5 separate regions of the Homo sapiens genome follow, and regions 1, 2, 3 and 5 are each linked to region 4. Evidence: chromatin contacts called from ENCODE Hi-C or POLR2A ChIA-PET data. All regions are on one chromosome and are shown on one strand. Each heading gives the region's core, a stretch centred on a gene start or an enhancer-like site at or near the end of the contact. The rest is flanking DNA. Distances are from core to core; before and after follow the strand shown. Region 1 has its middle 130 kb from the start of SGIP1. Region 2 overlaps GNG12 (G protein subunit gamma 12). Region 3 overlaps PDE4B (phosphodiesterase 4B). Region 4 overlaps MIER1 (MIER1 transcriptional regulator). Region 5 overlaps PDE4B (phosphodiesterase 4B).

The links. A loop is a pair of places that touch in the nucleus more often than their neighbours do. ChIA-PET counts read pairs that join two places held with the same protein, here RNA polymerase II (POLR2A). Pooled maps may share reads with other maps.
Region 1: a pooled map shows a loop between it and region 4 (5-fold over the local background). The contact joins two enhancer-like sites. A Hi-C loop is called at or near these places in 3 of 37 single-sample maps with no recorded cell type and 4 of 50 pooled maps.
Region 2: a map with no recorded cell type shows a loop between it and region 4 (5-fold over the local background). The contact joins two enhancer-like sites. A Hi-C loop is called at or near these places in 6 of 37 single-sample maps with no recorded cell type and 3 of 50 pooled maps. POLR2A ChIA-PET finds 5 or more read pairs at or near these places in 1 of 52 experiments (T-cell).
Region 3: a pooled map shows a loop between it and region 4 (6-fold over the local background). The contact joins two enhancer-like sites. A Hi-C loop is called at or near these places in 4 of 37 single-sample maps with no recorded cell type and 3 of 50 pooled maps.
Region 5: a pooled map shows a loop between it and region 4 (5-fold over the local background). The contact joins two enhancer-like sites. A Hi-C loop is called at or near these places in 2 of 50 pooled maps. POLR2A ChIA-PET finds 5 or more read pairs at or near these places in 2 of 52 experiments (GM10248 and activated B cell).

The regions. Positions count from the first base shown.
Region 1 is chr1:66,399,122-66,403,754 of GRCh38, forward strand. No RefSeq gene overlaps it. Among named protein-coding and RNA genes, the nearest start is that of SGIP1, 130 kb to the right of the region's middle. RefSeq lists enhancers at 1,215-2,414, 1,906-1,985, 2,076-2,125, 2,256-2,385. Within about 2 kb of position 3,255, at least 11 of the 41 ENCODE cell types and tissues checked have a DNase peak (open chromatin) inside an H3K27ac peak, as active enhancers do.
Region 2 is chr1:67,734,160-67,738,858 of GRCh38, forward strand. The region is part of intron 2 of GNG12 (G protein subunit gamma 12); the gene reads right to left. Among named protein-coding and RNA genes, the nearest start is that of GADD45A, 51 kb to the left of the region's middle. RefSeq lists a silencer at 1-10 and an enhancer at 1,987-2,066. Within about 2 kb of position 2,117, at least 36 of the 41 ENCODE cell types and tissues checked have a DNase peak (open chromatin) inside an H3K27ac peak, as active enhancers do.
Region 3 is chr1:66,372,032-66,376,543 of GRCh38, forward strand. PDE4B (phosphodiesterase 4B) reads left to right here. Exons shown (of 17, transcript NM_002600.4): 17 at 282-2,543. The coding sequence ends at 647. Among named protein-coding and RNA genes, the nearest start is that of SGIP1, 160 kb to the right of the region's middle. RefSeq lists enhancers at 790-879, 1,250-1,299, 2,246-2,425. Within about 2 kb of position 2,325, at least 8 of the 41 ENCODE cell types and tissues checked have a DNase peak (open chromatin) inside an H3K27ac peak, as active enhancers do.
Region 4 is chr1:66,980,426-66,984,846 of GRCh38, forward strand. MIER1 (MIER1 transcriptional regulator) reads left to right here. Exons shown (of 14, transcript NM_001077700.3): 13 at 1,354-1,493; 14 at 4,147-4,421. It also overlaps a transcript of SLC35D1 not described here. Among named protein-coding and RNA genes, the nearest start is that of MIER1, 58 kb to the left of the region's middle. RefSeq lists silencers at 4,111-4,160, 4,148-4,348. Within about 2 kb of position 1,431, at least 9 of the 41 ENCODE cell types and tissues checked have a DNase peak (open chromatin) inside an H3K27ac peak, as active enhancers do.
Region 5 is chr1:66,347,763-66,352,672 of GRCh38, forward strand. The region is part of intron 8 of PDE4B (phosphodiesterase 4B); the gene reads left to right. Among named protein-coding and RNA genes, the nearest start is that of SGIP1, 180 kb to the right of the region's middle. RefSeq lists enhancers at 2,467-2,516, 4,109-4,198, 4,209-4,258. Within about 2 kb of position 2,554, at least 24 of the 41 ENCODE cell types and tissues checked have a DNase peak (open chromatin) inside an H3K27ac peak, as active enhancers do.

The DNA.
Region 1 (4,633 bases), core at 2,005-4,504, 580 kb before region 4:
CAATATAGTGAAACCCTGTCTCTACAAATAATACAAAAAATGGCTGAGTGTGGTTGCTCATGCTTGTAGTCCCAGCTACATGGGAGGCTGAGGCAGAAGAATTGCTTGAACCTGGGAGGCAGAGGTTGCGCTGAGCCGAGATCGCACCACTGCACTCCAGCCTGGGTGACAGAGCGAGACTTTGTCTCAAAAAAAAAAAAATTTTAAGAAAGTTTGCAGGTGTGATGAGGGAGCCAATTTTTATAATCTTTGAAGAGTATGGAGTAAAATTATAGAAGACTAGAAATAGTTTCTCCTTTACAAAAAAAGCTGAATTTCAGAAATGATAAAACTGTGCCATTAATTTTGGCAAAACACTAAAGTGTATTTCTAAACAGTTAGTCATGAAAGTAGTCTTCACCAGGAGCTAGCATTTGTCTGTTAGGGTTACTAGAGTAGCCTGAACAGGAACATACTAAAAATAATGTATTCTGATTTTAGGGAGAGATTTGATAGCTGGGTAATTGCAAAAATGTGGTTGCAATGATAAGACAGGCATAATTGTAGTTTGTAACTACCTTACACAAATTCATTAATGGCAAATTAGTCTAGATGGAATCCCTAGATTCAGGATGTAGAGTAGTGGTTTGCAGTCCTGGTCAACTGTTAAACAAGGAAACTTTTACAACACATCAATATCTGCCTCCACACTCAGAAATTTAGATTTTTTTTGTCTGGTATGGAGTCCAGCCATTTGAATATTTCAAAAATTCTCTAGTGTTCTAACATACAAAGTTTTAATCACTATTTTCTTAATGTTCTATTCTTGGCCATGGACTTTACAATATATTTTTAAGGAACATATTGAATGAAGACAGAAAAACTCCTTGTGTTGTGTTTGTAGATGAGTCAAAACTAGAAAATGATGACATTAAGCCTGAAATGAGCAAACAAATGAAAACCTTCAACAAGACAGAAAAATGAGCAAAGACACTCACAAAGTAAAATGTCTTGTTACAGAGGTATTTTGCTAATGAAATGAGTCAACACGTAGAAAGAACTTAGAGCAGAATTAGGTACATGCACACTCAATACATTTATCACACCAAATCCTGCTCACCGTAGGTCAGCATTCTCTCCATATTAGAGAAATGAAGGTACAAAGAATGTGCCCTTCTAGCCTAAGATCATGCAGTAAGTTGCAAACCTGGGCTTCAAACCCAGTCCTGACTCCAGTGTCCAAGTTCTTATTTACTATTCTGAGTGTTAGTGTGAACTTTGATTTTAGGACTGAAAGGGATGTTAGAATTTACCTCAGACATTTTAGAGAGAAAAACTGAGGTTTGGAAAGGTGAGTCATTTGCCCAAATGCACAAAGATAGAGAATGGTAGAGGAAGAAGAACGAGGAGGAGGAGGAGGAGGAGGGGGAGGAAAAAGGAAAGGAAAGCAAAGGAAGGGAAGGGAAGGGAAGGGAAAGGAAGGAAAAGAGGACAAAAGGAAGGAAAGAAGCCAGGTCCTGTGTTTAGGGACCTTTCCAAATCAAAGGAAATCTGGGAAGGTTCTAACTTATTTCACGGAAAAGGAGTGCATCAGGAGGGAAATCCACAAGAAAGCTTTGAGAAATGCTCTCAAAGAGGTTCTGACTCTCACAGGTAGTGCTAGACGTTTCTCAGTAATCCTGAGATCAGTCTATTTCTCTCCCTCACAGCCCCATGCCTGGACTAAGCCTGTTTTGTCTTGTCTTGTCTTGTCTTGTCTTGTCTTGTCTTGTCTTGTCTTGTTTTGTTTTGTTTTGTTTTAGAGGCAGGGTCTCACTCTGTCACCCAGACTGGAGTGCAGTGGTGCCGTCAGGGTTCACTGCAGTCTCTACCTCCCAGGCTTAAGTGATCCTCCAACCTCAGCCTCCGGAGTAGCTGGGACTACAGGCACACACCACCATGCCTGGCAAATTTTGTTTTGTTTTGTTTTGTTTTGTTTTTGTAGGGATGGGGTCTCACTGTGTTTTTCAGGCTGATCTCAAACCCTTGGCTTCAAATGATCCTCCTGACTCAGCCTGCCAAAACACTGGTATTACAGGTGTGAGCCACCATGCCTGGCCTAAAGGTTTAATTAAAGAGGTGAACTCCCATGTCAAGGAGAGTGTTAAAAGGTAAGAATTGAAGTTTGTTTTCTCTGGCTTAGGGAAATCCTGACCCAGAGATGTGGAGAAGGATATTGAAGATGTTTTATACCAAATTATAAAATCTTGGATTAGGAGATTTCAGAAGACTTCCTAACATGTACTGTGGCTGCTCTTGCCACATGAAAAAAACCCATGGTCCTGTAGAGTATGCTCCAGTGATTTCTGGGAATCCCCAGGTGGAATCCCACATGTACTCATGAACCAGCTTTATTGGCTACTATGTTGCTTCTACCCCGTTTTTTCTTTTTTCTTAAACTCATTCTGTGTAACGAAGCTGCCTCACTCAGTAGTGAGAATGAAGATTAAATGAGATAGCACATAGGCACTCAATAAATCAAAATTTGTTGCAATAATGCCATTAATAATGAAGAAAAATAACTCCGCTAGTCGCTTCTGCTATTTTAAACTAGATGTCCACTGGAGTCAAGAGAGACTAGAATAAACTACTAAGGAATATTTGAAGGGAAAGATAATCCTTTTCTGTCAAAGACAGTGATTCAGGCTTCAAAGGCAGGAGGATGACCCAGTCTGGACACAATAACAATTCCAGGCACAAGTTGCTATGTGTTGCAGGCAGGATCTCCTAAATGGAGTCCTGGTGGACACCTGTCCTAAAAGCACCCAGAGCTCACACTGCTCCAGCCTGCACCTCTCACCTCCAGCCACCTTGGAGAATGAAGATAAAGACAGTGATCACTCCAGAGTGCATGCTGAGGCTCAGGGCCTGTGCTACATGCTGCAAGTATGTGACCTCACTGAGTCCTCACAGCAACTTATAAAGCCAATGCCCTTTACAGAAGGAGAATATATAAATTCATAAGAGTTAAATACCTTGCCCAAGGAAGTGTCTATTTTCTGACTGTAAGACACATCCTTAACCCCTCTGTATATGTCAGGAGTTTCCGGTAAATGTTCTCTACCTAGACCTGCAAGAAGGACTCCTTCTCTGCTCATCTGCTTAGACCCTAAAACCATCCCCACATCCTGGCCTCCTATGAGTCTAGCCTGGCTGCTTTGCATCCTCCCCTCATGGGAGTATTTGTGAAGAATGGATTTAGCTTCTTGGCTCTGCAGCTTTGCTTCTGAGCCAGACAGAGGACTCACATGACTCCAAGTGTCAGGTCCCCAGGGACACCAGTGCGAACACCAGCTGCAGCTGTGACTCCTTTTGCACACACTGTTTTTGGAGGAGCTCTTACCACACTCTGAGGGACTGAGCACACTATTCACTTTCTGAAGGGTACTGAAGGAACATCTGGGGTCATCCTGCCTTGGTCAATATCCCTACATCTCTGCAGTAAAAGGCAAGCTCTTCTCACCCTTCCAAGCACGGAAATGCCTGCTGTCAGGGAGAAAACTTCCAGCAAAAGCTGGTGCTTTTGGACAGTACCAGATCTCCCTATCCCAGCTGATTTTCATAATTTCCTAGTCCTGAAATCGAGGCAGCATTTGCCAATGTCTATGCTTCTTGCTGGCAAGAAGATACAGTCTCAGCAGAATCTGCATGCAGCACTTTGGGGAAGAAAACTTGAGTGTTTTCAACATCTATCCTGCAGGCTTGATGTCCAGGTTTCCATGTAGGTCCTTGAAAGTCATGTCTAATAGAGTTGTGTACTACGTGTGCCTCAAGCTCCAAAATCCTTTGTCAGCAGCTCGAAATGACATCTGCTACTTGCTTAAAACCTCATGTCCTTCTTGAAAGTATTAGCCCCACTCTCACATTAGTTTAAGATCCTCATCAGAGAATTTTCTAAAGAGCCTGTATTAAGGATTTCACGGGAAGATATCCTTGATCTTCCTCTGTAATGCATCTCAATTCCTTATAACCTAACCCAAATACAACAAACCAAAATAATTTTGAGATCAGACAGACTGAAGCTGAAATTACCCAAAATGCCACTGGTCAGGTTTCCTGGAAACAGACTCATAGAGGGAGATTTTTGCCAGATGTTTCTTGGAGAGTGCTCTCGGGAACATCTATAAGGGACCAAGGGAAACAGGACTGGGCAGAGAGAGTTGAATAGAATGAAACAGAGGTTTAAGCTGATCCCATGGGGGAGTTCTGAATCTGGGTTGGCCTTTTAGAGATGTCTCAGATTAACCTCTCTGACCTTCGTATCTCTGCACAGACCAGCTTCCAGGGAGAGGTTGTGTGTAACCTTGGATAAGGCAGTTACCTTTGGTAAAGAGAGCCATTTTCAAAGAGGAATTTACTTATGGGCCATCAGCAGGCAATGTTTGCAACCACTGGGGGCACTGAATGCCTTTGTTTTAAAGGTGGGATTTAGGTGGCACACCACAGCATCCACTGCACAAGGAAACTCTCTTACTCTCTAGGAAACAGAGGCCTAGAGAAGAAAAGCGGGTGGCCCAGGGTCACACAGCAAGGTGATGGAATAAAAAAACAGTATGGACTGCTATGGAAACCGGGAGCATTAAAACAAAAAAGACAAAAACAAAACAAAAAACAC
Region 2 (4,699 bases), core at 867-3,366, 750 kb after region 4:
CTCAAGGGCAGGGCAGAGACCTACTGCCTAGACCTGAGCCCAGGTCTGGGCTGCTATCTAGTACAAGCAGATGGTGAGAGGCAGAGAGAGCACAGGGCAGCTAGAGAGAGTGCTAGAGGAAAGGAGGGTGAGGGCATGCTTCTTCTTTGATAGGTTTTCTGAAGACTGGGGAAACAGCATTTTGGCTGTGATCTGACCCCACAGTGGTAAATGTTTTGACTCCTTCTGCTACATTTAGAACACTGACTACTTCTGTATGTGCACAACGGTGTTCCAGGTCCTTTAGACGCACTAATTTACCCCTCACAGTCACCCTATGCAAGAGTGCTATATTTTCCCCACTACACAGATGGGGGAAGTGAAGCACAGGAAGCTAAATAACTTACCTAGGGAGTAGCAGATATGGGACTTGAACCTACGTACTCTCTGGCTCCAAAGCCCTTGTATCTAGCCATCACATTATGTTGCCTTCTTTATGATTTGTAGAGATGGGGCCTTGCTCTGTCACCCAGGCTGGAGTACAGTTGCAGGATCGTAGCTTACTGCAGCCTTGAACTCCTGAGCTCCAGCAATCCTCCAGCTTCAGCCTCCTGAGTAGCTAGGACTACAGGCACACTACAGGGTCTGGCTCTAGTTGCTTTCTTAGACTAGTATGGTGTTTCTTAAAATGTATTACAATTTTTATTTATTTATTCTTTTTATTTTCTTTTTTGAGACAGCGTCTCACTCTGTCACCCAGGTTGTAGTGCAATGGCGTGATCTCGGCTCACTGTAACCTCTGCCTCCTGACTTCAAGCAATTCTCCTGCTTCAGCCTCCAGAGTAGCTGGGATTACAGGCATGCATCACCACGCCTGGCTAATTTTGTATTTTTTTTAGTAGAGATGGGGTTCCATCTTGTTGGTCAGGCTGGTCTCAAACTCCTGACCTCAGGTGATCCACCCTCCTTGGCCTTCCAAAATGTTGGGATTACAGGCATGAGCCACCGCGCCTGGCCTCAGATGTATTACAATTTAATAGGTATATATTGAAATGGGTTCCATGCCATGTATTTTGGAAAGCCCTAGTTCACACAATGATAAGCAGACTTCTTTCACGCAAGACTTCTCAGGGTCTTTCCTGCACTAAGATACATTTATGATCTGGCAAGAGGCTTGTGGCTTGCAGCATTTCCCCAAATTATTTGCACATAAAAATATTTTCCGAGGAACATCTCATGAGATCATTGTTCTGCTGATCACACTTTGAGTGAATGCTGGCAAAGGGAGTTATTAGGAACAGGGCTTAAGTTCTGGTTCTTGCCATTTAACTGTGTGACTTTTGGAGTTGCTTAATTGGAGCCTGCGTCCTCATCTGCAAAAATGGGAGTGGCAACAGTCTCTACATCTCATGGAACTATCTGAGGATGAAATGCATATGTAAAGTGCTTAAAATTGTGCCTGCCTCCAAACATTCAATAAATGTGACCTCTTATAATGATTATAAAGAATACCAAATAATTTAAGAAAGGAACTATGAGAATTCAATTAAAAGGGGCAGAGAATCACTGTAAATACTATAATTTCTGAGTGATCTTCACTAACAACAGTGAAGCTCCTGTGAGAAAAACATAAAAAAATTCTTCCATGAAAGAAAATCCTAAACCATCACAGAGTACAATATTATTCTAAAGAAGGAAAAAACAAGGGAAAATATTTTTTTAAAAATAGTTCAGACAGAAAGTATCTTTGGCAAAGAGGATCTTCTGATAACATAACAGATGCAAATGAAAGACAGGGCTGATTTCCTGGGCGCTAAACCAAGTGGAGGAGTTCTCACAAGGGAAAGAGCCAGGTGCTGACCCCCTCTGCACTGGGGAAAGGAGGAAGATACAAACACACTTTCTTGCGGGGGGTAGATTCTCATCACTGAACTGAAAATGGCTTGGCATCAACAGGATGTCTTCCTGTTCCCATCTTATGAAGTGACTCATACATCTGCCATTTCACTTGCAGGAACTGTGGGAGAAGAACTAGGAGTCTGTTCATTAGGAACCCTGGCTCCACAAAGGCACTCCCTCCCAGCCTGACACAACGCCCACCTCTTCTTCCGGTTGTGCCTGCCAAGCGTGAGAGTGTACAACAACCAAAGCAAAACAAAAATCCCAACCCCCGAACCAAGCAGCAGGCAGGGAGAATGTTGCAGTAGAAGGCTACTGCTTCCTGATGCTAACGTGGACGCCAAAGGCACAGCCCACAGTTCCAGAACCCACACCACAGCACCTGAAACAATTTGCTCTCAGTGGGCCAGGGCAGCTCTAAACACTAGACTGCTTCCTGTTGTGCAGCTATGTAAATGAACCCTGTGCTGGGGCCACGGCCCAGCTGCACTGTGTGGCAGGGATGCGTGAGTAATGGAGTCACCAGGGCAGCCTCTCAGTGGAACATACTTGTGCAGCCTGCAGGCTCAGCCTCACGATGCCAACCCCAGGAGCAGTGACCCCCTCACAGGGCACACCTCTGCCAGGAAAACCATCCATGTGGTGGGGACAGACAGTTCCTTGGTAAGAACCGTCTGGATCCAGGAACCTCAGCAGATAGGGACTGAGTTGGGGGATGATTAAAACCTAGGGGAGTGGGCTCCAGACTGAACTCGGAGTGGTTTCCTTGGGTCATTTCTAATCTGCTTCAGTTTCCTCACGTAAGATGAGAGGGACCCACCTCTTAGGACCTCATTTGTGCAAGCACCAAATGTGTGTGCCTGCTAATGTCCACAGCAACACTGGAAAAGAAGTATCTCATTTTGCAGATGTGTAAACTGAGGGTTGGAGGAGTGAGTGAGCATGGCCAACATCATATAGGTACTAAAGTTGTGCAGCCTGAATATAAACCAAGAATTGTGGATATTCAGATGTGTCCACTCCTGAAATTCCACGTAGGCTGCTAAGCTTCCTTAAAATGATGTTTGCAACTAAAACCAAGTCTTAATTTTCTATATAAGTAGTACTCATTAGGTAAATTATCTACTGCAAATTAAAAATCATACTTTCATCAACCCTTCTTGGGCTACTTAGTCTTTTGCATTGCCAAATGGCCTGTGCTTAGGGGATTATAAATGGATTTTGAAACTAGCTAAAGCAAAGTCTAATTATAATTCTCATAATTAATCATTATAAAAATAAATCATTAATATAATTCCATGGCCAAATATAAATGATTTCTGTTCTAAGGCAATACCTCATTTATTGGCCTGAAGAAAGTTGGTTCTGAAAGATAAACAGTCACATGGATGGTAAGAAGAGCTCTGGGCCCAGGGTCAAGAAACCGAGGGTCTATCTAGGTTCAGCTGTTAGTTGGTTAACTGTGTAATTTATGCAAGTTACTCAATCCCCTTCCCTTTCCCTTTCTGCATCAGTAAAACAAAGAGCTTGGACTAGATCAGTGTTTCCTCCTCTTTTCAATATGAAGACTTTCTTTTTTTTTTTTAAATGTATAAGCACTAGCTTTTCCCTGCTCCAAAGATAGCTGTCTTTTTGGAGCCTACTGGTTATGAAAATACATAATAACAAGAAATTAACAAAAATGTTCTCTTTATTAATTGCAACAACATCTTCATATACTTTAACAAGAGTGGTGCCATTACATTTAAGACATTGTTACTCAGTTTATTGTCAATATGTGGCCCCTGTAAACAAGGGCTCACCCTTTGCAATAAACTGTCCACTCCCCTTACCATTCCTTGCCTGCACACTTTGAACCTTTGCATTAAATGGCCTCTAAGATTCTTTTCAGTGTCAAGCTTTATTATAAAAGCTTTTCTTTTCCTTTTTTTTTCTGTCACCCAGGCTGGAGTTCAGTGGCACGATCATGTCTCACTTCAGCCTCAACCTCCCAGGCTCAGATGATCCTCCCACCTCAGCCTCCTGGGTAGCTGGGACAGGTGTGCGCCACCATGTCAGGCTATTTTTTGTTTGTTTTTTGGTAGATATGGGGTTTCGTCATGTTGCCCAGGCTGGTCTTGAACTCCTGGGCCCACCTCAGCCTCTCAAAGTGCTGTGATTACAGGTATGCACCACTGTGCCCAGCCCTATTAGCAAATTATTTCTAAGAAACTACATACCAGATTTCAATTTTTTTTGTTTTGAACAATAAAGCAAATTATCAGTTAGTGATTTCGTTTTGTACTAAATCACAATCACTGTGCAACAATAGCCACAGATTAATTTATTGATTAGATATACATAACTGAATGCTTGTCCTAGGTATATAGAGGTGAATAAATAGACTCAGTCACTGTCCTCACTGAGCTTTGGTCTATATCAAGTCTTTAACAACGATCCTGAGCCCTCCCCTCTGTTTATCTCCAGCTTCAACCTCCCCCTGGAGCTCTGGTCTCTAATCTCTACCTGACCTCTCAACATTCCACTTGGATATCTAAAATGCATCTCAAAGTTTACACGTGTAGGCCAGGCATGGTAGCTCACACCCACAATCCCGGCACTCTGGGAGGCGGGAGGATCACTTGAGACCAGGAGTTTGAGACATGCCTGGGCAACATACACAGAACCTGTCACTACAAAAAATTGAAAAGGTTAGCTGGGCATGATGGCATGTGCCTGTGGTCTTAGCTACTCCTGAAGCTGGGGGCATGAGGATTGCTTGAGCCTAAGAGTTCAAGGTTATAGTGAAGTATGATTGTATCACTGCATTCCATTCTGGGCA
Region 3 (4,512 bases), core at 1,075-3,574, 610 kb before region 4:
ACTAGTTATGTGACCTCTGACAAGATATTTAATCTCAATAAGTCGTAGTTTCTGCCTTTGTAAATAGTAAACAGCAATACTTACCTTCCAGGATTAAGAGAGAATACATCGATTGCATTCAGTGTAAGACCCACTGTATTGTGAGTGCCCAAATCATGGAATCCATTATGATTGATCTTTCTGAAGTTATTAATGTTCTTTCTTTGCATGGAAACCAGGAAACCTTGTTTACTTTTCAAGCACCATCACAATAACAGATGTGTCATCTTATTTTTCTCCAGGTTGGTTTCATCGACTACATTGTCCATCCATTGTGGGAGACATGGGCAGATTTGGTACAGCCTGATGCTCAGGACATTCTCGATACCTTAGAAGATAACAGGAACTGGTATCAGAGCATGATACCTCAAAGTCCCTCACCACCACTGGACGAGCAGAACAGGGACTGCCAGGGTCTGATGGAGAAGTTTCAGTTTGAACTGACTCTCGATGAGGAAGATTCTGAAGGACCTGAGAAGGAGGGAGAGGGACACAGCTATTTCAGCAGCACAAAGACGCTTTGTGTGATTGATCCAGAAAACAGAGATTCCCTGGGAGAGACTGACATAGACATTGCAACAGAAGACAAGTCCCCCGTGGATACATAATCCCCCTCTCCCTGTGGAGATGAACATTCTATCCTTGATGAGCATGCCAGCTATGTGGTAGGGCCAGCCCACCATGGGGGCCAAGACCTGCACAGGACAAGGGCCACCTGGCCTTTCAGTTACTTGAGTTTGGAGTCAGAAAGCAAGACCAGGAAGCAAATAGCAGCTCAGGAAATCCCACGGTTGACTTGCCTTGATGGCAAGCTTGGTGGAGAGGGCTGAAGCTGTTGCTGGGGGCCGATTCTGATCAAGACACATGGCTTGAAAATGGAAGACACAAAACTGAGAGATCATTCTGCACTAAGTTTCGGGAACTTATCCCCGACAGTGACTGAACTCACTGACTAATAACTTCATTTATGAATCTTCTCACTTGTCCCTTTGTCTGCCAACCTGTGTGCCTTTTTTGTAAAACATTTTCATGTCTTTAAAATGCCTGTTGAATACCTGGAGTTTAGTATCAACTTCTACACAGATAAGCTTTCAAAGTTGACAAACTTTTTTGACTCTTTCTGGAAAAGGGAAAGAAAATAGTCTTCCTTCTTTCTTGGGCAATATCCTTCACTTTACTACAGTTACTTTTGCAAACAGACAGAAAGGATACACTTCTAACCACATTTTACTTCCTTCCCCTGTTGTCCAGTCCAACTCCACAGTCACTCTTAAAACTTCTCTCTGTTTGCCTGCCTCCAACAGTACTTTTAACTTTTTGCTGTAAACAGAATAAAATTGAACAAATTAGGGGGTAGAAAGGAGCAGTGGTGTCGTTCACCGTGAGAGTCTGCATAGAACTCAGCAGTGTGCCCTGCTGTGTCTTGGACCCTGCCCCCCACAGGAGTTGTACAGTCCCTGGCCCTGTTCCCTACCTCCTCTCTTCACCCCGTTAGGCTGTTTTCAATGTAATGCTGCCGTCCTTCTCTTGCACTGCCTTCTGCGCTAACACCTCCATTCCTGTTTATAACCGTGTATTTATTACTTAATGTATATAATGTAATGTTTTGTAAGTTATTAATTTATATATCTAACATTGCCTGCCAATGGTGGTGTTAAATTTGTGTAGAAAACTCTGCCTAAGAGTTACGACTTTTTCTTGTAATGTTTTGTATTGTGTATTATATAACCCAAACGTCACTTAGTAGAGACATATGGCCCCCTTGGCAGAGAGGACAGGGGTGGGCTTTTGTTCAAAGGGTCTGCCCTTTCCCTGCCTGAGTTGCTACTTCTGCACAACCCCTTTATGAACCAGTTTTGGAAACAATATTCTCACATTAGATACTAAATGGTTTATACTGAGCTTTTACTTTTGTATAGCTTGATAGGGGCAGGGGGCAATGGGATGTAGTTTTTACCCAGGTTCTATCCAAATCTATGTGGGCATGAGTTGGGTTATAACTGGATCCTACTATCATTGTGGCTTTGGTTCAAAAGGAAACACTACATTTGCTCACAGATGATTCTTCTGAATGCTCCCGAACTACTGACTTTGAAGAGGTAGCCTCCTGCCTGCCATTAAGCAGGAATGTCATGTTCCAGTTCATTACAAAAGAAAACAATAAAACAATGTGAATTTTTATAATAAAATGTGAACTGATGTAGCAAATTACGCAAATGTGAAGCCTCTTCTGATAACACTTGTTAGGCCTCTTACTGATGTCAGTTTCAGTTTGTAAAATATGTTTCATGCTTTCAGTTCAGCATTGTGACTCAGTAATTACAGAAAATGGCACAAATGTGCATGACCAATGTATGTCTATGAACACTGCATTGTTTCAGGTGGACATTTTATCATTTTCAAATGTTTCTCACAATGTATGTTATAGTATTATTATTATATATTGTGTTCAAATGCATTCTAAAGAGACTTTTATATGAGGTGAATAAAGAAAAGCATGATTAGATTAGTCTGTAGGCCCACTTATTTCACAATTAGTTCTGACATATGAAAAGCAGATCTTTCTCTTCTCTTGTGCCATTCCCCACAAAGAAAGCCAACCACTGTGTCCAGCCAACATCACAACTGAAGTTTCAGAATCTATGTCCAAAAAGTCCCCTAGTTTGGAACATTTCGCTTTTTTCTTAGCAACTGTTCACCCAGCTCAATGATGCAGGAAGGGGGTTGAGGAAGGAAAACAAAACAAAACCACTTTGCTCATCTCGAACTATTTCCTTCTACCTCTTTAAGAGTCTGAAGAGTTTAATCTACTAGATAAATAAGGGAATCCCCAACTTGGCTGAGTCCTCTAGAAAAGTGAATCATAGATTATAGAACATTAGTATAATGCAGTCAGAGAGTCCCATTGATTCATTTGACACATGAAGAATCTGAGGTCCAAAGAGTCATCTTAAACCACAACCCACAGAGCATGGGTGGACACTCAGGGTTTTCTCAGTGATCCATGCAGCCTCTTGTTGGTCATATGGCTAGGATTTTCTTTCTGGAAAGAACTTTTTATATATAAGAAAAATACTTAATGCTTTGTTGAAATCTTAAAGTCAGCATTTTAAAATATTTTATCCTGAGAAGAGTGTGTGTGTGTGTGTGTGTGTGTGTGTGTTTATGTGTGTGTTTGTTGCAGAAGGTTGCAAACAAGAATCGGTGTTGGCCCATAATAATTTAGCCACAAGGGAGTGCTCTGTGAACCAGTAAGATGGTCTTCTCTAAACACAGCTGAAATTAAGATGAGCCGACATTTCAGAACCAGCTTGCCTGCTAGTTGCAGAGCTATTTCCAACATTTTCCATCATCTCTGATATCTGATTGTGCCTCACCATCTCTGAGAGTTTGAAAAGGAGCAAAATAAATTGCTTACAATAGCCAGAGGTGTGAGTTTTACAATGCCCAGAGCTAGAAATATTTGCAGGTTTGTTTTCTACTGAGAAGAGGTTCTTAATTAACCCTTATTGCAAATAAGAATCATGTGGGAAATACATATATTTAAAAACACTTGTTTGGGGCCCATCCTCCTCCCAGATTTCTGATTGAATTGATCTTGGGCAAAGCCCTGGGCATCAGATTTTAAAAATTTCCCCCAGGCTGGAGTGCACTGACATGATCTCGGCTCACTGCAACCTCTACTTCCCAGATTCAAGCAATTCTTGTGCCTCAGCCTCCCATATAGCTGGGACTACAGGTGCATGCCACCACACCTGGCTAATTTTTTGTATCTTAGTAGAGATGGGGTTTCACCATGTTGCCCGGGCTGGTCTCGAACTCCTGAGCTCAGGCAATCTGCCCACTTCAGCCTCCCAAAGTGCTAGGATTATAGGCACAAGGCACTGCACCCAGTCTCTCCCTAGGTAATCTTAACGTGCAATTGGAGTAGAGATCCACCGCTCCAAAACAGAGAATCATGCCTGCAGCTGAGGTGTTCTTTCACCCCCACTGTCTTCAGATATTCATTGTGAACTCATCATGGACAGCATATTATGCCCAATATAGCTATTTTAAACAGTAAATTTTGTTATATCCTGGTTTTATCTTACTGGCTGACTTCTAACTAACTTTTAGGTAAGATGAAACTGCACAGTTTCACTAGTTTCCTATACGGAAATCTCAAGAACCAGGTCAGACCTCAGGCATCCAAGCTAACTAGACCCTTCATGAGTGCAGAAACCATGCCTAGTACTTTCTCCTCCTGGCACAGCGTTCATGCTCAGACATTTGTTGCATCAATCTGGATGTTGATGATGTAAAATTTCAATTAACAGGAAGATCAGAAGAATGCACACTCTAGGCAATTTAACTTTCAGCTTTTCTCACTTAATTGCAATAATCTGTTCTCAGATGTCTCCCCACCCAGCACTGAACCCTCTCCAAGACAGAACAATGTTTTTTGCCTGGTCTCTTTTTTTAACCTTTGTATTC
Region 4 (4,421 bases), core at 181-2,680:
TATTAGAAGTTTCTTGAAGTCAGGTATCACATCCCTATATTTGTTAAATCCCTATAACCTAGGAGACAGTGATGACCATATAGGTTGAGATAACTACAATTAATAGCATATTATAGACTATTAACACAGACTTTCAGAAAATTCCTCAGAGCTTCCACTGTTTCCTTCTTATTTACCCTGCTCACAAAATTCTAAGAGATTTGTCTTAATATTTCTATCATACTTATGCTGAAGGAATTTTAAGATAAATAACACAATTAGAATTTTATTGAGTTTCTTTCTGTTCTGTGCCTTGCACAACTTAGGTACCAGTGGTGCAGGTATAAACAAAGTAGACTAAAAATTCCTGACCTTGGGGAATTCTAGTGCAGTATCTAGTATCAGCAAACTTTTTCTGTAACAGGTAGAGAATAAATATTTTATGCTCTGTAGTAAGAAAGGACTTAATCACACTACTCAGTTGTGCAGTTGTTGCAGGAAAGCAGTCATAGACACTATGTAAACAAAGGTGTGTGGCTGGGTTCCAATAATACTTTATTTACAAAAAACAGATGGCCAGCCCACAGGCTATAGTTGGCTGACTTTTATTCTAGTGGTTTAGTAGCACTTTTTGGATTATGAAACATTTTTATGTACATATATAATACAATAACCATGTGTGTTAGACATATGATTTATCTACATTTTGTAGGTGATACACTAAACCTGAGAGAGACAAATCTCTATCCCAGATCTGCTCACCAATGTCACTTAACCACAGTTACGTAGTTCAGGAATGATTTAGAGAAGAAATGAGCTCACATACAATGAGAAAGTGACAGGATAAAACCAGCAGATAATCCCAGGAATTTAGTTAGCATCTTATAGCTCAGATCTGGCAGAAATATAATACCAAAAATATCCAGGAAGGTTTTAGGAGGTAATCAGTCCTTTTTGTTAGGCTCAAATTTGTCTTTTAGGTATCGCCTTTAGGAGCTTTAAAATTCAATCTATGTTTGTACAGAAATTCTTTTGTACTTTTACTAGACATCACCCCTATCACTTCAGTTAAGAGATCTTCCAGTTCTAGTTGGGCCACTCTGAGCACCTGCCTACAACTTTACAAGCTTTAAAATTTCCTATGGGTCTCTAAAATTTGTTACTTTAAAGCCGTTATGCATTTTTCCTATAAACATGTAACCAAAAGGAGCTTTTCATTTAAATATTCAGATCCTGGTATGATAGATGAAGCACTGGAATGAATGTTAAGTGAATATTAGGATATATTTGTTAAGAAAGCCTTCTGAATTTAACCTCAACTAATTTTTAATTTTCAGCTCTTTTTAATATAAAAATTGTTTTATTAATTTTAAGGGATTACATGGATCGTCTTCTAGACGAAAGTGAAAGTGCTGCATCTAGTCGAGCACCATCCCCTCCCCCAACTGCATCAAACAGTAGTAACAGCCAGTCTGAGAAAGAAGATGGCACTGTAAGCACTGCTAATCAAAATGGTAAGCAACCAGAGAAACATTTCTCTTTCTTCATAATAAGGGACACTTTCTTGCAGTGACTTGGGAAATTCCGTTTGGGTTTCTATTAAACTTCCAGAGCAGAAAGTAAAAAATGATAACACATGAGACAAACATAACATCAGCATACATATATACTAACAGAATACAAAGTGATTGGACATCACTAAAAAGTAATTTTAATAAAGCCTACTGTCAACAGTGACTATTTCTTGTAAGAAATTTGTTCTTTTTCAGTAGCATCTCTTTTCCTGTCTTGTCTAGTTGGGTTGATGCCTAGATACAAGTATTTATGTTAACTCTTAGGTCAAAACCCTGCAGTTTCACATGAGATATACAGATCATTGCAAAATACCTTGATGTAAGGTAACAAGTGCACTGTTTTGAATATTTAAGTTCTCTTTGATAGCATAATAACCTTGAATAATGAGAAAAGATAAAGCCGGTATCAACCTGTATATTAATATTCTACAGAAATATTTGTTTTTCTCTCCAAGAAAAAGAGAAGAAAAAGGCATACCAATTGTTTGAGGTTCAGATAGTGTTTCCGTTTAAAATATACAGTGGACCAGAGATCACTGTGCTGATCAGTAGTAAGAGCCAGAGAATTATTTTGATTTCTTCTTTGATTAAATGGTCTTTTTAAGTAAAAGAGTTCCAAGAAGAAAGTAATAAGCGCCACCCCCAGCTCCTCTGAGGAAACTGGTGATAGGAGAGTACCAGTGAAGAGCTGACTTCTTCCTGACAGAAACTGGAAGAGAAACACTGTGAAAGCCTTGATCCTCTTCTGACCTTTGGTCTCACATTGGTCCTGCTGGAGTGTATATGCTTAGTTCATTTCATGACCCCTCTCTGTTCCCTCACTACTTCTAGGAATAAACCAAACAAACAAAACTTAGGGCCCAGTAACTATGTCCTGGTCCAAGAAGGTTTATTGACTTGATGTCTAATGTTTGTCACGTCCATTCTGAAGTAGAATAAGATGCTGAGACTCTGACCTTGGGACTAACCGTATAGGCTCAAGGGAGGCAGACAGTTGGTACTACTATTGTTTTTCCTGTTTGTTCTTAACATATTAACACCAAATCATTTTCTTTTCCTTTTTAAGAAACTATTTGATGAGAACATGCTGTTAGGCTAGGAAAGTGTTCATAAGTTACTTATAAATTACTTGTAGCTCAAAAGCCACTCAACATTACGTACAGTCAAAACTGCCAGCTTTTTCAAAGGAAGGAAGGAACTTTTCATCCCAATGTTATATTACTTTTTTATATGGGGCTTTAATTAGTACTTTGAAATCTTACAGTTATTTTTGACCTAATCACAGTCGTCAGCTAGCTTTTTGGACTTGTTCCTACAGAATTGTTCTCTTCAATATATTATGATGCATAATCCCCATGTGCATTCATGATTTGAGTGCATTGAGTTGGTCAAAATAGAATATTTTCTTCTATCAGAATACAGTATTTGAGGCTCATCCTTTATGCCGAATATTTTTCAAGCAATTAAATTGTAATTATTCAGTGATGCACCCTATATTTTACTTCTTATCACCAAAATTTGCATTCCATTTTACAGTCAACTCTAAAATGAACTTTTGTTTTCTTTTATTAGAATAATTTTGCTTTTACTTTTCTCACCTACTATAGAATTTGTATTTACTTTTTAAGTAATTTGTATTTACTTAAGTAAATAATTTAGCACTTTCAAGTATATGCTTGGATAGTGCGGCATTAGTTTTTTAACATTATGACAGATTATTTAAGTCTACTTAGGTAAATAGTGTGTGATCATCTTTTTTTTCTTTTTGAGACAGAGTCTCGCTTTGTCGCCCAGGCTGGAATGCAGTGGCACAATCTCGGCTCACTGCAACCTCCGCCTCCTGGGTTCAAGTGATTCTGCTGCCTCAGCCTTCCGAGTAGCTGGGAGACGGTGCACGCCACCACTCCTGGCTAATTTTTGTATTTTTAGTAGAGACAAGTTTTCACCCTATTGGCCAGGCTGGTCTTGAACTCCTGACCTCATGATACACCCGCCTTGGCCTCCCAAAGTGCTGGGAATACAGGCGTGAGCCACTGCACCCAGCCTTGTGTGATCTTTTAAAGTACAGTTCCCATAGATTTACATTAAGAATAAAAAAGTCATGACATCTTGCTTTTATATGGCAGTTTACTCAAGCTTTTTAAAGAAAGAGCATTCATCTTGCTTTTACGTGGTTTTAGAATGTTGAAAACCTTTTGTTAAATCTGAGTAATTTACTGCATTTTCCATTAATTCAGCTTAGTTAGACTGCTGGATCCAGTGCTTGTTTGCTGTCACATATACCTAATATGCTTTTAACATATGCCAAATTCTGTTCTTAGTTCTTTACATTTATTAACTTATTTAATTTTCACAACAACCCTGTGAGGAATATCTATTATGATCTTCATTGTATATATGTAATGAAATGGAGATACAGAAAGAGTAAATAATTTGCCTAAGGCGACATAGCTTATAAGTAATAGAGCAAGAATTTAGACTATGTATTTGATACCTTGCTTCCTTGATAACAATAACTACAAGCTGTTTTATAATAGTTTGCAAATTTAACTTTTTTCTAATTGTGGTTTCATTTATATTTCTTTCAACTTAGGAGTGTCATCTAATGGACCAGGTGAAATATTAAACAAAGAGGAAGTAAAAGTTGAAGGGTTACACATTAATGGACCAACAGGTGGAAATAAGAAACCACTTCATGCAGATATGGATACTAATGGTTATGAAACAGATAACCTTACCACTGACCCAAAACTTGCCCATATGACTGCAAGAAATGAAAATGATTTTGATGAAAAAAGTGAGAGACCTGCCAAAAGGCGAAGGGTAAACAGCAATGGAAAAGAAAGTCCAGGTTCTTCTGAATTTTTC
Region 5 (4,910 bases), core at 1,304-3,803, 630 kb before region 4:
GGGTAGAGTAATAATCTCAAAAACAAGCTATGATAGATTTTTGTAGCTGCAAAAAATATTAGAAACTTCAATAAGGCAGGATTTAAAACAACCTAAGAGGTACTATAGACTGAAAATGGAATTAACTTCTTAAAGAGAATCATGACCAATACGTAAGGGTTATGAAAAGAAAGTATAATATTTGAGTGGTAGTTTCCCTGTTCTGTGTAACTACTTTCATGTCAGATATGAAGGTCCTAAAACATAGGTGTTATTTTTCACTAGTCAGGAAAGGACACTAGACTGGATGGTCTGTGGGTCTGATCCACAGTAAGTGTTCTGATTGCTGAAAAATACTATAAGTTGTAGAGCTTCTAGCTGCGAAATGTTTCAAAATAAACCTTTGTCATCTACTTTGGAATCATATTAATGCCCTGTGGCCTTAGAATTGACTCTAGAAGCTTTCAGTTAAATATTAGCCGTTATACCTGTACAGAAAAAGTTGTAGAAAGGCTTAAAAGGAAAAACAAAAGAGTGACTGAATAATGTACCTTGATTCCTTGATTTTTCTCAGTTACTATGATGATTTTTGTCATCTGTTGAAAAAGGTTTCTGCTAAATTTAATTATCAGATCATCATCTCAAATCTTCAAAGTTCCTTTTTTTGTCTTTCTCTATTAACAGACAAATTAAAAGGGAAGGATCAAGTATATGAAATGAAATTGTGATGCTCCAGGAACAGTTTTAGGTCTTACGTTTCTCATTGGAAGAAAAGTCCTCTGTCAAAAAGAAAATTTTGAAAAGTTTAAATTATCTAAAAATATACAGTGCCCCTAAACTTAACATATATAATGAGTGTATGGCCTGGAAATCCAATCTCTTCATAGGCTATTTGCACATGCAATATCAGGACCATACTTACAGTTAAAAAAAAAAAAAGATAAAGAAAATTCTTCTTTATCTGAAATTCAAATTTAACTAGGTGCCCCGAATTTTTATTTGCTAAATCTGGCAACCTTATATATGTGGAAACATAATATAGTTTATAAATATTATATATATAGTTTAAAATGCATAGTGAATGTATCAGTCTTTAGGTATAAATAGTTACAGTATCTTTTGTCCATTTGATTACATCACTGCAGCAACTTTCAGAGTTGAGAGAATGTTGGATCATGAGAAATTGCTATAAACATTCTTATGGGAATCACTTTGGGTCTAGGAAACGTCAATTTTTTAGTGTTCCAATAATGTGTGTTATATCATCTCTTGAGAAGTTTTCAGAAATTCTGAGAAAAATGGACAGCAGAAAAGGGTTAGATAGATAGGAAGAAATATGTAATAATTTGGGGAGCTGTTCAAGCCCTAATCTCATTTAGGAGATTAGTTATAGAGCAGCTATATTCAAATTTGTTTGATCTTTTGATATTTTTCAATTCTGTATGAAGGCATTAATGGTTTTTCCCTGCTTTGCCTTTTAATATGTCACTTGAGCAGAGACTTGTCCTCTAACTAGCAAGTAGAATTGATTCTATTGTTGCTTCATCATAATTTTTGATGCAGAATAATGGTAGATATATTCATGCTTGTTTTTCGTTGTATACTTACCTATTGATTACTACGTTGCTGAGCAGTTAAGACAAGAAGCACTCAATTCTAACATGTTTAGAAGAGTTTCTTTCTGATTTGGCACATGGACAGTGAGAATGATCTCACTGTGTTTGTTCCCTGGCACACCAAAGGTTTGCTGCAGATGTTAGTACAGCAGAACTTGTTTGCTAAGATGACCCATTATGGAACACTAGCTGATTAAGCAGACGTTAATGGACAATTGCATGTCCATTATTACTTCTTTGACCATGTTACCAACTCAATTCAATTGCACTTGCTTTTCAAATAAGACAAACCTGTCAATAAAGAAACTGGACATCAAGTTTCAAATGATTGGTAGAGTTTATAGGGAAACACAAAAAGGAGGGAAGAGATGAGATGCACATTGTCAAATAATCTGAAATGTTAAGAATTGTGGAAATTGTTAGTTTCATAAGGAGTTTTAGACAAGCACACTATATCCCTCATTCTGTTTATTTCTTTTTCATTTAAAACTTAGATTTGCTTTACTTCTTTGGGTCTTCATTTCTTCCCATGCAAAATTCCTGAAAGTCAAAAGGAAGATTAGAAGCTAGCCATTTTACCACTAAAGAAACTGAGCCCCAAGAAGTTAATTCAGCTTACCCAAGATTACATATTTGCTTAGGGCCAGAGCTAAGACAGGGACAGACTCTGTTTACTTCATTTCTCACTAAACTGTACCACTGCAGTTTCGACTTCTTTCTACCACTGAAGGCACAGAATGCACTGAAGGCATTCTGTGCCTTCAGGAGGAATTTTCAGCCCCTTCACTTTCCTGATGCCCGGGAATTCTTTTTAAGTTATGACTAACAAAGTATAAAACATGAGTCAAAAGTTAGTCCCTAATAAAGTCATTGTGACTTTAATGACTTCGGCAGTTGTTTCATTCTGCAAAAACAGGAAGATCCCACACAATAAGGCGCCTGTCTCACAGCTGGGCTCCTGCGTAGACGGCCACCCACAAGAGTAACTAACTGCTGGGGCTGCCTTCCTCTCTTTGACACCTTTTTATTCTCTGTTCTTACAGTTTTCTCCTACTGACCTCATCCTGAGGTTATCCATGAGAGGAAGGTACCTGCTTTAGCTAGTCTTTGATAGGGTGAAGAATAGTTTTAATCACTTAGGAGTCACTCCTAAGTGATTTTCAGGTCACCCTCAACAGGCCTAAATTAGTCTTAGAAGAAGCTCTTTCATGGGCTTTATACTAGCTTCCTGTGTTATCACTATTCTGGACTGTTTTATTCTCAAAAACATAAAATCCCCAAATTTTAGATTTGAGAAGAGCCTGCGATCATTCCAGTTCACTCCTCCTATGTGATTAGTTTAACTAAGAACTCATTACCAAGATAGTGCCTATCTTGCCTGCGGATCTTTGCATAAAGCTCAAACTAATTCTCCCATGAGAAATATAGAAAAGTGAAGAAGTGTCCTATCACTTCAGAAGAAACTGGCTCAGAAGAAATAATCTCTGTATGCAGTGTTAAAACTAAAGAAAAATTGAAGCCATCAAACAAAATGTTCCTATCAAGTGTAATTGAATTTTAGCTTTTATTACCTATTCTCTACTTTTAAAATAACTTTTCACTATTAAAGGAACTTATTCCAAAAATCAGACAATTTTATAGAAAAGGTATATTCTAGGCCAATAATATTAAATCACATATCTAGAAAATATACCTTCTTCCCTTTTCAAAAAATAGAAGCAATTTCTAGCAGTGTATGTGAATCTAATGTTGGGCATAAGCTTAAGAAGGCATCGGAGGAATTTTTTATTAGAGTTTATTCACAAATTTTGCTTGTCTGTGTTGAAAAGGGGCATTGGCCATTTCCTCTGGGGACATTATTTCTAGGTAGGCTGTAACAGGGTTTTCCTGTGAAGGCAGATTCTTAGGGAAAATAGTATCTGTGTACATGAGATGGTAGAGACACATTTATCTTTAAAATAATGTGTTCCTGTTTGTGGATTTCTCTACTGAATTTAATAAAGTAAATAATGCCCATTTCCTTCCAATCCAGTAACTCCTTGGGACACAGTTTTACCCAGGAGCTATTTTACCTTCGAGTCTGGATGAAACGTGTAACTTAATAAATAGATTCCAAAAGTCTTACACTATGAAACTCTGAGGGATGATAAATGCTTCCCTTCCTTTGTTATGGTCTGAAGCATTTTCAATTTGAGTTGTTTTCCTCAGTCATGTAGAGGGAGTTTTGTTTTCTGGGAAGTCTTGGTTGCTGGTAAATAATGTGTCCAAACTGTAGGAGGCAGCCACAGAATTTATCATACAAGTATGAAATGTTAGGGTTGATCATTCTCATTTTACACATGAGAGGTGATGTAACTACACAGGAGAGTGAGAGCTGAGAATGAAAAGTCAAGATTTGTCTACTACATTGTGGCTGCCTCTGGCTCAACAGAAACACTCCCATGTGGGAGTCAGATGCTGAAAGCCCAACTAAGCCTAGCTCCTCAACTGTCTCCTCAGGCTTAACTTCAAACATAATTCATATCTATTCTATTTCTTAATGTGTCTCATCACACAGTTAAACACTAGTCATACTAACTGGACTCTACATATACTAGAATGTAAAAGATACCCTTCCACCCCCCGCCGTCTGCTCCTTGAAGGCCATGTCTGCCTTTCTTAGTTTGTACAGAGCCCAACATAAATGGGCCCTTCATAAGTGCTTTTTGATGAGAGCAATGATTGCTTTCACATCAGTGTGGTTGGGCCCTCCCTTATGGAGGAGGAAAACCAACAGTTGTTGCTAAGCAACATTTAAAGGACTAGGTTAGTTTCTGACACTAAGTGACCTCCATTTGCATACTTCGCCATGTTGTGTGTTTTATGGTTGCCTTAAGATGACTATGTTTTTTGGTAGCATTGCTGTGCCCTTAGCAAAAGGCTCATAGGAGAATTAGTTTAAGCCTGGGAAGGAGGAAGGTGATATTCATCTGTTAATGACTTGCATGAGTACACTGATCCCTTCAGTAAACTATGCGGGAAAGGTGAGGAGTTTGGTTTATTTTCAGCCCTGCAGCTGAGAGCCACCTCCCTGATTCCATATTGAAAGTGATTGACAATGTATCCCAACAGGGTCCTGTGGCAATGGAAGACTATAGAAAGAAAATAAACAGAGAAATCTTTCCTCTTATAGCCTTTTATGATTCAGTTTCTACCTGCTCCTATCTTCTGAGCAGAGTTGCCGATATAGCTAGTAAAGAACTGGTCCTACCCTCTCTAGACTGTTTGCTGTTGTGGTTAAACAACATGCCCTAATATATCTATTCCTACTAGAAT